Regions from separate parts of the Homo sapiens genome. Here region 1 is linked to region 2. Evidence: chromatin contacts called from ENCODE Hi-C or POLR2A ChIA-PET data. All regions are on one chromosome and are shown on one strand. Each heading gives the region's core, a stretch centred on a gene start or an enhancer-like site at or near the end of the contact. The rest is flanking DNA. Distances are from core to core; before and after follow the strand shown. Region 1 has its middle 30 kb from the start of WDR75. Region 2 has its middle 94 kb from the start of WDR75.

Region 1 (2,867 bases), core at 238-2,737, 64 kb after region 2:
GGCAGGAGGATTGCTTGAGCCCAGGAGTTCGAGGCTGCAATGAGCTATGATCACACCAATTCACACTAGCCTGAGCGACAGAGTGACACCCTGTCTCTTAAAAAAAAAGACCAAATAATTATCAAATAAACACTAATAGAGCATTATAATCATATATCTGCCACATTTTTCAATAATGCTTTGTTTTTTTAATCTAGAAGTTAGATATATGGACTTTAGTGATTTGATATAAAGACAAACTCAAGGCTTGTTTATGTTTACATAACAAAACAAAAATTATGTGAATATATATGCAATTGCCTAAATTTTTAGTGAATTGATGTATTTTATGAATGCAATTAGAAGGTAACTCAGTAACATTAAGAATAACTAAATTTTTACAGTACAAATGGTCACATATTATCCTCTTGAAGTAATATGTCAAAGTACTTTAAAATTATAATTATTAACTTTAAATTAAAGAAAATTTTGCATTTATATTTCCAACTGTTTAAGCATGACTAAATCTGGCCTCATCCTTTCTTTCTAGTCTCAGCACCGAATTACTCCCTCCATGTGTCTCTAAGAAAACCGTATCAGTGTTTTTTTATGTTTCCCAAACCCATCATACTAGTGCTCATTTCATTCTGCTACCTGGAAAATACCTTCCATTTTACTGCCTAGATAAATTATCCTCCATCTTTAAATGATGATATTAATAATATTGACGCCCAACTCCAATATCACCTTCTCTGTAAAGTCTTCTTTATTTTCTCAGAAATATAGATTGGCTCTTCTGTGCTGACAGATTTTTTTCTTTGCCAATATAATAATAAATTATGATTTGATGTCTATGTGCTTTAAACCTAAGTTACAACGAATGTTCCTTAAGACTAGGACCTGCTTCAATCGTTTTTTTTATTCTAGCACAATACCTGAGATAGAATCTCAACAAATATCTTTTAAAAGAGAAAGGGAAGGGCAGAGCAAGAAGGAAAAGAAAGTAGTTAGGTGTTCATTCTAATAACTCCACCTACTTTTTTTTGGAAAATTATCAGAAGCACAAATTATCACATGGTTGGAAATCTATGAACTATCACCAGCACAATTCAGATGTCGGTAGACTTTCAAAGTATTTCACATATCAATATAGCATTTTAATATTTGGAACTATAGCAGTAAGAAGTTATATAGGTGTTGAATCAACATCTGACTATTACTGCAAGTCTTTGGGAAAATAGAAGTTCTGAGTTATTACTCAAATGATAATATCAATAAGATCTTGTTTGATTTTTTTTAAAAAGCACATGATTAGGGTGAACAGCTTTCTAATTAAAAAACAGTTAAACAAAACTTGGCATTTATAGGAAAGAAAATCATATTGTTTTTAAGAAAAGAGTTTCAAGTACTAGCTAACATTTACTTCAAGCAACAGTTTCCCAGGAATGAATTGCTACATACTAATGGGGTCAAAGACACTAGACGATTCTCCAGAGGCCCTTTTCTATGGAAAGGGGCTTCCAAAATAGTGGGAGTGGAAAAAGAAGCTAGGGAACTGTTTCTTCATGCACCAAATGCCTTCTCAGAGTACTAACATCTGTTTCAGTTTACATACTTTAAGTATGACTTTACACATGGAAATTAAACTTAGGCATCATGCCTAAGAAGAGGCCTGTCTGCAAAAGAACAACGTGTACTATCACCAGCTGGAATTTGTATAGGTCCACATTCTACAAGCACAATATCCTGTGAGCCGCAGTCCCAAAATCCAAATGTCACAAAACATCATCCTAACGTTCGTGAAATGTTTATAGTAGAGAGGGAAAAGACAGTGAGAAAGAGGAATATAATTGAGAAACAATATGGAGAAGTTCTAGAATTTAAGATGCAAGAAATACTTTTGTACATAAAGACCACTAAAAATCCAAAGATCTTTTTGCATTTATTTATATTAAGAAATACTCATTCTATAACATTCCACTAAGTTTATTTATTAGACATTTACAATATTTTTTGATTCACTAACAGAATAATTATAATCTCTGGTTAGGCAAGCATAATGCAAACCTGCAAAAATAATGATGCTCCTTTGCTGCCACCATGTGGTCTGTCTGTATTTTTGCAGTTGTGGCTTCAGTTTCTAAATAATTTCACACTTGGTTCTGAAGCCATCAACATCAGCTCAGATCTCTAGTATGAAAATACCATTAAAAACTTGAAGAATACAAGATCTTCTGCAATGTCATTTACATACCAATGAATTGCCAATCAATTGATAGTAAACAGGAGCCAACAATGTAGGAAGCATTGTATTATGTTACCTAGAAAAACAATACATTGTCTTGTGTTCAAAGAGCACACATCTCTTAACATCAAAACATAGAAAAATCAAGGACTAATACGCAGCGACTCAAGAATTATCATATAATTGGATGGCAGTGAGTCGTAAAGAAAACTTCCAAGTTCTCTGAGTGGAAAGTAGAAAGGTGCCTGAGAATGTTCGTGGAAGAGAATGGAAAAGTTGTATGGCTGTTAGAAGAGAGTTAGATAGATAGTATGAAAGCAAGAGAGCATTTTAGGTAGAGGTAACATTAAGTAAAGGTCCAGATGTAGAATCTTTAATGAATATTCACAGAATAATTTCTATAGTGAAGTTTATGAAGTCAAAACAAAGAAAATAGATTAGAAAGATAGGTCGGGTCAATTTATGACAAGCCTTTATTGCCAGACCAAGAAGCCTGGATTTTAGCCTATAGATCAGGGAAGCTATTGATTCAACATACAAATTTTTTCCCATTGTAGATATAATTCCTCTGCCACATGAACATCTATGAATGTATGTAAAAATAACTTATTTCCCAAACAGAGAATACTCCAGCAGTTAGGAT
Region 2 (2,732 bases), core at 96-2,595:
AATAGACAGCAAGTCATTTCAGTAATTGTAAAACCTAACTGGAACTCCAGGATAAGATCCTTTTGCAAGGAAAAATTACTATCAATGTTCATACCAATTTTTGCTTTGGTGACATTTGGAGCTATGTATACATTTCATAAGATATACTCCATATCAAGCCATCAAAATCGTCACATATATATGACATGCTAAAAGCCCAAATCAAAAAAGCATTTTTAAAATATAAATCAGAAACACAATGGAATTAATTTATTTGCTTTTACTATTTTTAACATTACATATAATTTAAAATATATATGACTATGTACAGATATATTAGACAAGTTTAGAAAACAGAAACCAAATTGTTTCCAACAGAGAGGATTTAATGGAAGAAACTGGTTTCACAGGTGTCAGAAGGTTGAATAAGTAAAGTCACATAAAGGTAACTCAGGAAGTAGCTACAATGCCTGAGGTTAGGGAAATAAATGGGAAAAGATGGGGATAACAGGAGGAGGAGCCACCAGACCTGGTGCTCTAAGGAAGAGGCTTGGGTTGGCTGCTGCTGGCTCTCTGAGGGAAATGTTCAGGCATTTCTGGAAGTGCCAACAGGAACTGGAGGCTGGAGCCACTTCCACAATGGAGGCCACCAACTAACGCTTAGGAGAACTGCCATTTTAGAGTTGAAGCCAGCAAGAATAAAACAAATTTTAAAACAGGAAGGAAGTCTTGTCTCCTCTTCCAATCCCCATTCCTCAATAACTTCAAGTCTCACTCCAATACTTTCAAAAAGCTGCCAAGGGAATCAGAGGTATGAAATCTGCAAAGTCACAGCCCTAGCATTACAAACTAGTGTCAAAAAAGGAGGACACGTTGCTGAGAGACAGCAGGCAAATTACTTGCACAACTTTGCTTTTTAAGAAAAGTAAAGGTTAATTGCATTGTAGTTAATAGCACAAAAATTAACATTGAAGAAAGTATCTTGCAAAACATGAGAATTATGGGGACGCTTACATGAACAAATAAGCACATATAAGCAGAAAAGAGAAAGTTGTCCCATGATTAGGAACAGAAAGCAGAAAGAGGGAGGTAAGAAAAAAATATGGACTTCATGGAAAAGATTTATGTTAAAAAAGGAAAAATGACACTAATGTTAAAATACAATAATCATAATATTAAAAGTTCTATATAATTAAATTAGGTTTCAGGTATGAGAAATTGACCATTATATTGGTGCCACAAGTCATCATGAAATGTCTAAAATCTATGATTACTGGGCTTCTAGGCTCATGGCATTTGCTTTGTCAACAAGTGCCCCAGAGTTAAGATAGACCAATAGTGACATCTGCTGCCATGGACTTATTTTTAAAAGGGCCAGTCTTGACATTTGCAAGTTAAGATTCCTGCCAAACCACTGGCCTTCTGCTGTGATGAGTCAGCATTTCTGGAACTCCTGTTTGTCATCTGTGCTATTAGAAGATTTTCTAAGGTGAACACAGAACATGGGAAAATGAGAGAATGTTTGAAAATGTAACTAAAACAAACAAAAACAGTAGGGACAGAGGGAGTAAGTGACGAGACAGAAACTTCACATTGTCTTTTCACATCCTGTTTTTCCTTTGGCTAAGTAAGTCCCAATTAATCTTGCAGTTGTTAGCAAGCATAAGCATGTTTTCAGTGAAAAGAAGGATTAATTTAACTGTTGCCAGCTTCAGTAGATTCCAACCCAAAATTTACAGCATAATATTTAGACCAGAAAAAAAAAATAAAAGTCCAACAACCAAAGGAGGGTATGTGGGAAATTTTTAGAGCAACCCTTGCTTAGGAAACCACTTCCTAGCTAAGTGTTTACCTTGATTATACCTCTTTCAACATCTGCTGACCCTCTGCTTCTTCCTTTTTCCTTTCTGAAAGGCAAGAGAACATAAGGTTTGAATCAAAAATATATTTTTGATATTTAAAAAAACATATTATCACCAGTGTAAAGTGGTCAGTGTGGCTCATTTATATGAACCCACAAATATTACCTCAAGAAAATCATGAGTTAATTTATTTGCTCTAGAAAAAAAATGGCAAATTATATGAATCTCTACCCCAGTTATGAAAGAAGATGAACAAAAGAGACAGATGTTTCAGCTGATGGAGAACTGAATTAAGAGTTCTGGCTAGTACACGTTCTAGTTATGAAATAAGATGAACAAAACAGACAGATGTTTCAGCTGATGGAGAACTGAAGTAAGAGTTATGACTTCTAGTACAAGGTTCTGACCATGCCTCAATGTGTCATCTTGAGGAAATTACATAACTTCTCTGAGCCTTAGTTTTCTCTTCTGTAAAATGAAAGGATGAGGCTATATGAGGGATGAAAAAATGGGATGCAACTCATTTCCCTTCTTGGGTTAACTGGCAATAGTTGCCTATGAGTTAATTGCTGTAACTCATAAGCTGCACCCAGACTCCATGGAAAAGAGTGCTGACTAATTGGCAGGGTCTGCTGTGGACAACATAAATGTGAGCAGCTGCATGCACATCACACAGATATCAATTCACAAACAAGACAATTTATTACTTTTTCTTTAGCTGTAGATTCTGTTACCAGCCATCATTTTTAGTGCCTACTGTATTTTAGCTGTGCAAGATGCTCTAAGAACATTATTTCTAATCTTCACAACATTTTAAAGACAAGAAAACCAAGCCTCAGAAAAATTAAATAATTTTTTCAAAGCTGTATAACATAGCTGGACCCAATTACT

Evidence for each region. A loop is a pair of places that touch in the nucleus more often than their neighbours do. ChIA-PET counts read pairs that join two places held with the same protein, here RNA polymerase II (POLR2A). Pooled maps may share reads with other maps.
Region 1: a map of ascending aorta shows a loop between it and region 2 (13-fold over the local background). The contact joins two enhancer-like sites. A Hi-C loop is called at or near these places in 19 of 168 maps with a recorded cell type or tissue (CD4-positive, alpha-beta memory T cell, Caco-2, IMR-90 and 16 more) and 22 of 50 pooled maps. POLR2A ChIA-PET finds 5 or more read pairs at or near these places in 2 of 52 experiments (AG04450 and MCF 10A).

The regions. Positions count from the first base shown.
Region 1 is chr2:189,410,469-189,413,335 of GRCh38, forward strand. It overlaps a transcript of COL5A2 not described here. Among named protein-coding and RNA genes, the nearest start is that of WDR75, 30 kb to the right of the region's middle. Within about 2 kb of position 1,488, at least 3 of the 41 ENCODE cell types and tissues checked have a DNase peak (open chromatin) inside an H3K27ac peak, as active enhancers do; they include ascending aorta, where a contact is called at or near this core.
Region 2 is chr2:189,346,311-189,349,042 of GRCh38, forward strand. It overlaps a transcript of COL5A2 not described here. Among named protein-coding and RNA genes, the nearest start is that of WDR75, 94 kb to the right of the region's middle. Within about 2 kb of position 1,346, at least 6 of the 41 ENCODE cell types and tissues checked have a DNase peak (open chromatin) inside an H3K27ac peak, as active enhancers do; they include ascending aorta, where a contact is called at or near this core.